Linked DNA regions of Homo sapiens: region 2 is linked to region 1. A link is an interaction called in ENCODE POLR2A ChIA-PET data of the cell type or tissue named here. Cell type or tissue: GM12878. All regions are shown on one strand.

What was found. ChIA-PET counts read pairs that join two places held together with the same protein. Peaks named below come from ENCODE experiments on the same cell type or tissue, not always from the same donor. Only the 100,000 strongest peaks of a DNase experiment are listed, where the experiment ranks them.
Region 2: POLR2A ChIA-PET joins it to region 1 with 9 read pairs; 3 of 35 experiments call an interaction of 5 or more read pairs at or near these places.

Annotation. Positions count from the first base shown.
Region 1 is chr10:69,227,950-69,230,449 of GRCh38, reverse strand. All of the region lies in intron 2 of HKDC1 (hexokinase domain containing 1), which reads right to left. All of the region lies in intron 1 of LOC101928994 (a long non-coding RNA gene), which reads left to right. Among named protein-coding and RNA genes, the nearest start is that of HKDC1, 8.9 kb to the right of the region's middle. RefSeq lists enhancers at 613-662, 703-762, 1,062-1,231. In GM12878, no CTCF peak of the experiment used is centred here; DNase peaks (open chromatin) are centred at 979 and 1,269; H3K4me3 peaks cover 544 bases; H3K27ac peaks cover 1,220 bases.
Region 2 is chr10:69,054,021-69,056,520 of GRCh38, reverse strand. No RefSeq gene overlaps it. Among named protein-coding and RNA genes, the nearest start is that of SRGN, 33 kb to the left of the region's middle. RefSeq lists a silencer at 1,610-1,659. In GM12878, no CTCF peak of the experiment used is centred here; no DNase peak of the experiment used is centred here; H3K27ac peaks cover 2,224 bases.

The DNA.
Region 1 (2,500 bases):
CAGTGGCTGAATGCGGAGATTCCTGGAGATTCAGAGTCCCCAGGGGGAGGGGCTGGGAAAGTGTGTATTAGGAAACACTCGAGGCTCCAGGCTGACGACCTCAGGGCTCCCGGGCTCACCCCCAAGGCCTATTTGGCCTTGGAGGCTGACTGGAGGCTAAGGCCTGGAACAGAGCCAGCAGGGGTCAAGCCAAAGAATCACAGTCACCCTCATGCTTCCCATGCCCCTTCCATGACTGGCAGAGAAGGCTCCAGTATTAACACAGCACTTTTAAGGCACTTGATCCTGTCAGAACAGACCACTGCAGCCCCCTGACCAAAAGGCTGGGTGGTAACTAAGGCTCAAACAGGTGACTCCCTCGCAGATAGGTCCTGATGGGAGTAGGCAAACTCAGGACTTCTCTGGAAGCTGCATACATTTCTGAAACGGACACCATAAGGAATTAGGAGAGTTTTGCTTGTTTTTTGTCGGTAATCATGAAATTATACCACCAGCTCACAAGAGCTAGGAGGACTTGGGACAAGATTTTAGAGATGTTAAAGCACGCCATCCACATGATCTCATTAAATCCTGACAATCATGTATGGTGCCGGGATTTACCAAGAACACCTGGCTTATTAGGGACTCTGGGCCCAGGGACCTCGGCACAACAGAATCACTGGTGAGATGCTTTGTGTGGTGAGAGGCTCTGCGGAGACGGGGATGGGGAGCTGGGCGTCTTCCCGGCTAAGGAGGAGAGAGTTTCTATGACTTAGTTAGTTTCACTTCTGAACCTTCAGAAGCAGCCAGGGCCAGGAGGACACCGCCTGTCCCAGAGCCTCCAGACCATCAAAGGCCACCTTCCCTTGCTTCTGGGGACACACCTTGTCTGTATCAGGAGGAGGGGCTGCAGTCCAGGAAGCCAGGCGGACTTAGCCCTGGTGCTCCCCACATGACTCAGCTGCTTCCTCCCAGGGGCCCCAGATGCCCTGTCAAGGACACGTCCCAGTACTCTCGTCAAGCTGTGGCAAGGACAGAGCCAAGATTTCAAAGTAGGGCTGTCTCTCTCCGAAGCTCAACGTCCTTCCAGGACAGGGCACTGTCCATCCCAAGCACCTACCCACAAGTGAGGGCACAGGGCCTTTCCCAGTGCAGTGTCCCAGGGCCTCTCAACCAGCAGAGCCAAGCTACCTTGATCCAGGCATTGCTCCAGAGAGGTCCAGAACACGACTGATCCCATCAAAGCCCCCTGAGAGCTCCCAAACCTCAGACCCTGCTCCTGCGAGAGCCCCAGTGCTCTTTCACGAGCTCGGTTTGGGCACTGGGACCCTGACATGGGAGAAACCCCTTGGTCCTTGGTGGTTCTGTCTGAACAGCCACACCACAGGGTTGTCACAGGAAATATGTGGCTCAGCGAGTCCCCAGCACCCCATGACCACAGTGGTTGCTCAGTAAATGGCAGCTTTCTCTCTTTCTTTCTTTCTTTTTCTTTGCTTTCTTTCTTTCTTCTTTCTCTTTCTTTCTTTCTCTTTCTTCTTTCTTTCCTTTCTTTCTTCTTTCTCTCTCTTTCTTTCTTTCTTTCTTCTTCCTTTCTTTCTTTCTTTTTTGATGGCGTCTCGCTCTGTCACCCAGGCTGGAGTGCAGTGGCGCAATCTCGGCTCACTGCAACCTCTGCCTTGCAGGTTCAAGTGATTCTCCTGCCTCAGCCTCCCGAGTAGCTGGGATTACAGGTGCATGCCATCACACCTGGCTAATTGTTGTATTTTTAGTAGAGGTGGAGTTTCACCATGTTGGCCAGGCTGGTCTCGAGCATCTGACCTCAAGTGATCTGCCCCCCTCGGCCTCCCAAAGTTCTGGGATTACAGGCGTGAGCCACCACTCCAGGCCAGTAGCAGCCCTTTTCCCTCTTACAGCTTCATTCAGAGGCTGAGAATGGAAGAGTTGGATGGGACCTCATAGATCCTATCTACAGATTTCTAGGCCATTGTAGGCAAAATAATGTCCCCCACCCCCAACAAAGATGCTCACATCCTAATCCCCAGATCCTGTGAATATCTGAGGGTGCAAGGCAAAGGGGAATTAAGGTTGCAGATGGGATCAAAATTGCTCATCAGCTGACCTTGAAGTTGGGAGATTATCCTGGATTATCTAAGCATGACTAACGTGATCACAGGATCTTTAAATGTTGAAAGGAGGCAGAAGGTCAGGTCAGAGAGGGACCTGAAGAGGCTACACTGCTGGCTTTGAGAACAGAAAGGGGCATGCCTCAAGGATGCAGGTGGCCTCTCGAAACTGGAAAAGTTAAGGAAACAGATTCTCCCCTCAAGCTTCCAGAAGGAACGCAGCCCTGCCGACACCTGAATTTTGGCCCAGTGAGACCCACTGCAAACTTCCGTCCACCAGAACTGTCAGAGAATATATTCGATTGTTTTCAGCCACTGTGATTGTAGTAATACATCACAGCAGCCATAGGAAACAGATACATAGGCCATTTCTCATTCTACAGCTGGGCAAACTGAGG
Region 2 (2,500 bases), 170 kb after region 1:
TTGTGAGGGGCAGCAAGGAGCTGGCGGTCAGCATCTACCTGTCGAGGCTCAAGGAACAACTGCTCTCCTCCAGTCCAAGCTCTTCTCATTCCCTCACTGTTTGGGTTGCCCCCTCCCCCTTGGGTTAACAAGGCTGGAAAAAAGCCCTATTGCCCTCCCCCAGGGCTGCCATGGGAGGCCAAGGGGCACTTCTGCCAAAAAATGAGAAACGAGTAAGTGAGGGGGTGCTCTCACCCCAAACGGAAGTGAGACAGCCCTGACCGTGAGCGGTGTGACCTTTGCCTGCAGGCCACACAGGAAGAGAGAGGGAGTTACTGTGTCCACTACATACCACTCTGCCTTCTCTGGGGACAAGGAGCCTCCTCTGAATGTTCTTTACCTTCCGAAGATCTTTGCTTTGATCAGGGGCCCTTTTGGCCATCTGGCCAGCCTACAGACCCCCTTCTCAGAATGCTGTCTTAAAATACATCTAACATAGCCGGGTGCAGTGGCTCACGCCTGTAATCCCAGCACTTTGAGAGGCCGAGGTGGGTGGATCACGAGGTCAGGAGATTGAGACCATCCTGGCTAACACGGTGAAACCCCATCTCTACTAAAAATACAAAAAATTAGCCAGGTGTGGTGGCGGGCAACTGTAGTCTCAGCTACTTGGGAAGCTGAAGCAGGAGAATGGCATGAACCCAGGAGGCAGAGGTTGCAGTGAGCCAAAATCATGCCACTGCACTCCAGCCTGGGCGACAGAGCGAGACTCCGTCTCAAAAAAAAAAGAAAAGAAAAAAATCTAAGATACATAGGATTTCTATTGAAACAATTATGTTGAATGCCAGTAGCCAAAAATATTGTAAAATTTGTGATATGGTGATATATGTGCATCTTCATTAATGCATTAAATAACAAAATCTAGGAGGAATCTAATAATCATCTTACTTTTTAAGTGCAGATGAGCTTAAATCATATTTCAAGATACCCACAACAACCATAAAATGATATGAGAAGATCTGATTTCTAGGGTGACAAAGTCACAGGTACTGTTGACACTGCTGTGGTTTGACATTTACATTCATAACGGAAGAAAACACTCAATTTCAGTTGGAGGTTCATGAAAATTAAGGTGTCATTTATTCCCATTCAAGTTCATCAATTCTTTTGAATGCTCTCTGCGGAGCCACTGTAACTGCATCAGACCAATCTGGTTCAGCTTTTTTTTTTTTTTTTTTTTTTATACTTTAAGTTTTAGGGTACATGTGCACAATGTGCAGGTTAGTTACATATGTATACATGTGCCATGCTGGTGCGCTGCACCCACTAACTCGTCATCTAGCATTAGGTATATCTCCCAATGCTATCCCTCCCCCCTCCCCCCACCCCACCACAGTCCCCAGAGTGTGATATTCCCCTTCCTGTGTCCATGTGATCTCATTGTTCAATTCCCACCTATGAGTGAGAATATACGGTGTTTGGTTTTTTGTTCTTGCGATAGTTTACTGAGAATGAGCTTTTATGTAACAAAGATGTGAGTTGTTTCCCAGTTGCCTCAGACCCTCGGGTCACAAAACCTGAGCATGCGCAGATGAACCAAGCCTGCAACCACAGGGGAACCCAAGTGGGGGCTGAATGAAGAATCAGACACTGGGCCAGGCGTGGTGGCTCATGCCTGTAATCCCAGCACTTCGGGAGGCTGAGGTGGGTGGATCACAGGAGGCCAGGAGTTCGAGACCAGCTTGGCTCACATGGCAAAACCCTGTCTCTACTAAAAATACAAAAAGTAGCCAGGTGTGGTGGTGCTTGTCTGTAATCCCAGCTAGCTGAAGCACAAGAATCGCTTGAGGCTGGGCTTGGTGGCTCACGCCTGTAATCCCAGCACTCTGGAAGGCCGAGGCGGGGGAATCATGAAGTCAGGAGATCGAGACCATTCTGACTAACACAGTGAAACCCCATCTCTACTAAAAGTATAAAAAGTTAGCCGGGCGTGGTGGCGGGCACCTGTAGTCCCAGCTACTCAGGAGGCTGAGGCAGGAGAATGATGTGAACCCAGGAGGCGAAGCTTGCAGTGAGCCGCGATTGCGCCACTGCACTCCAGACTGGGCAACGGAGCCAGACTCCATCTCAAAAAAAAAAAAAAAAAAAAGAATTGCTTGAGCTTGGTGGGTGGAGGTTGCAGTGAGCTGAGATTGCGCCACTGCACTCCAACCTGGGTGACACAGTGAGACTCCATCTCAAAAAAAAAAAAAAAAGAAGAAGCAGGCACTGCATGGCAGGATCCAGTCGGATCACTACCCTATGCTTATAAAACGTGACCCAGTCCCCGGCTCAGGGGGACACTGCTTTGGGACTTGTTACAAGTCATAAAATCCCCTTGCTACATCCTCTCTGGTGGCGGTCATTGAACTGATACCCACCAAGTGGCCGAACCCACCAGTTGTGTGGATAACACTACAGGGTTATGAATCTTTTACCCGGGTCCTTCCATGTCACCGGGACAGCTTCTAGAGCAGGGGTT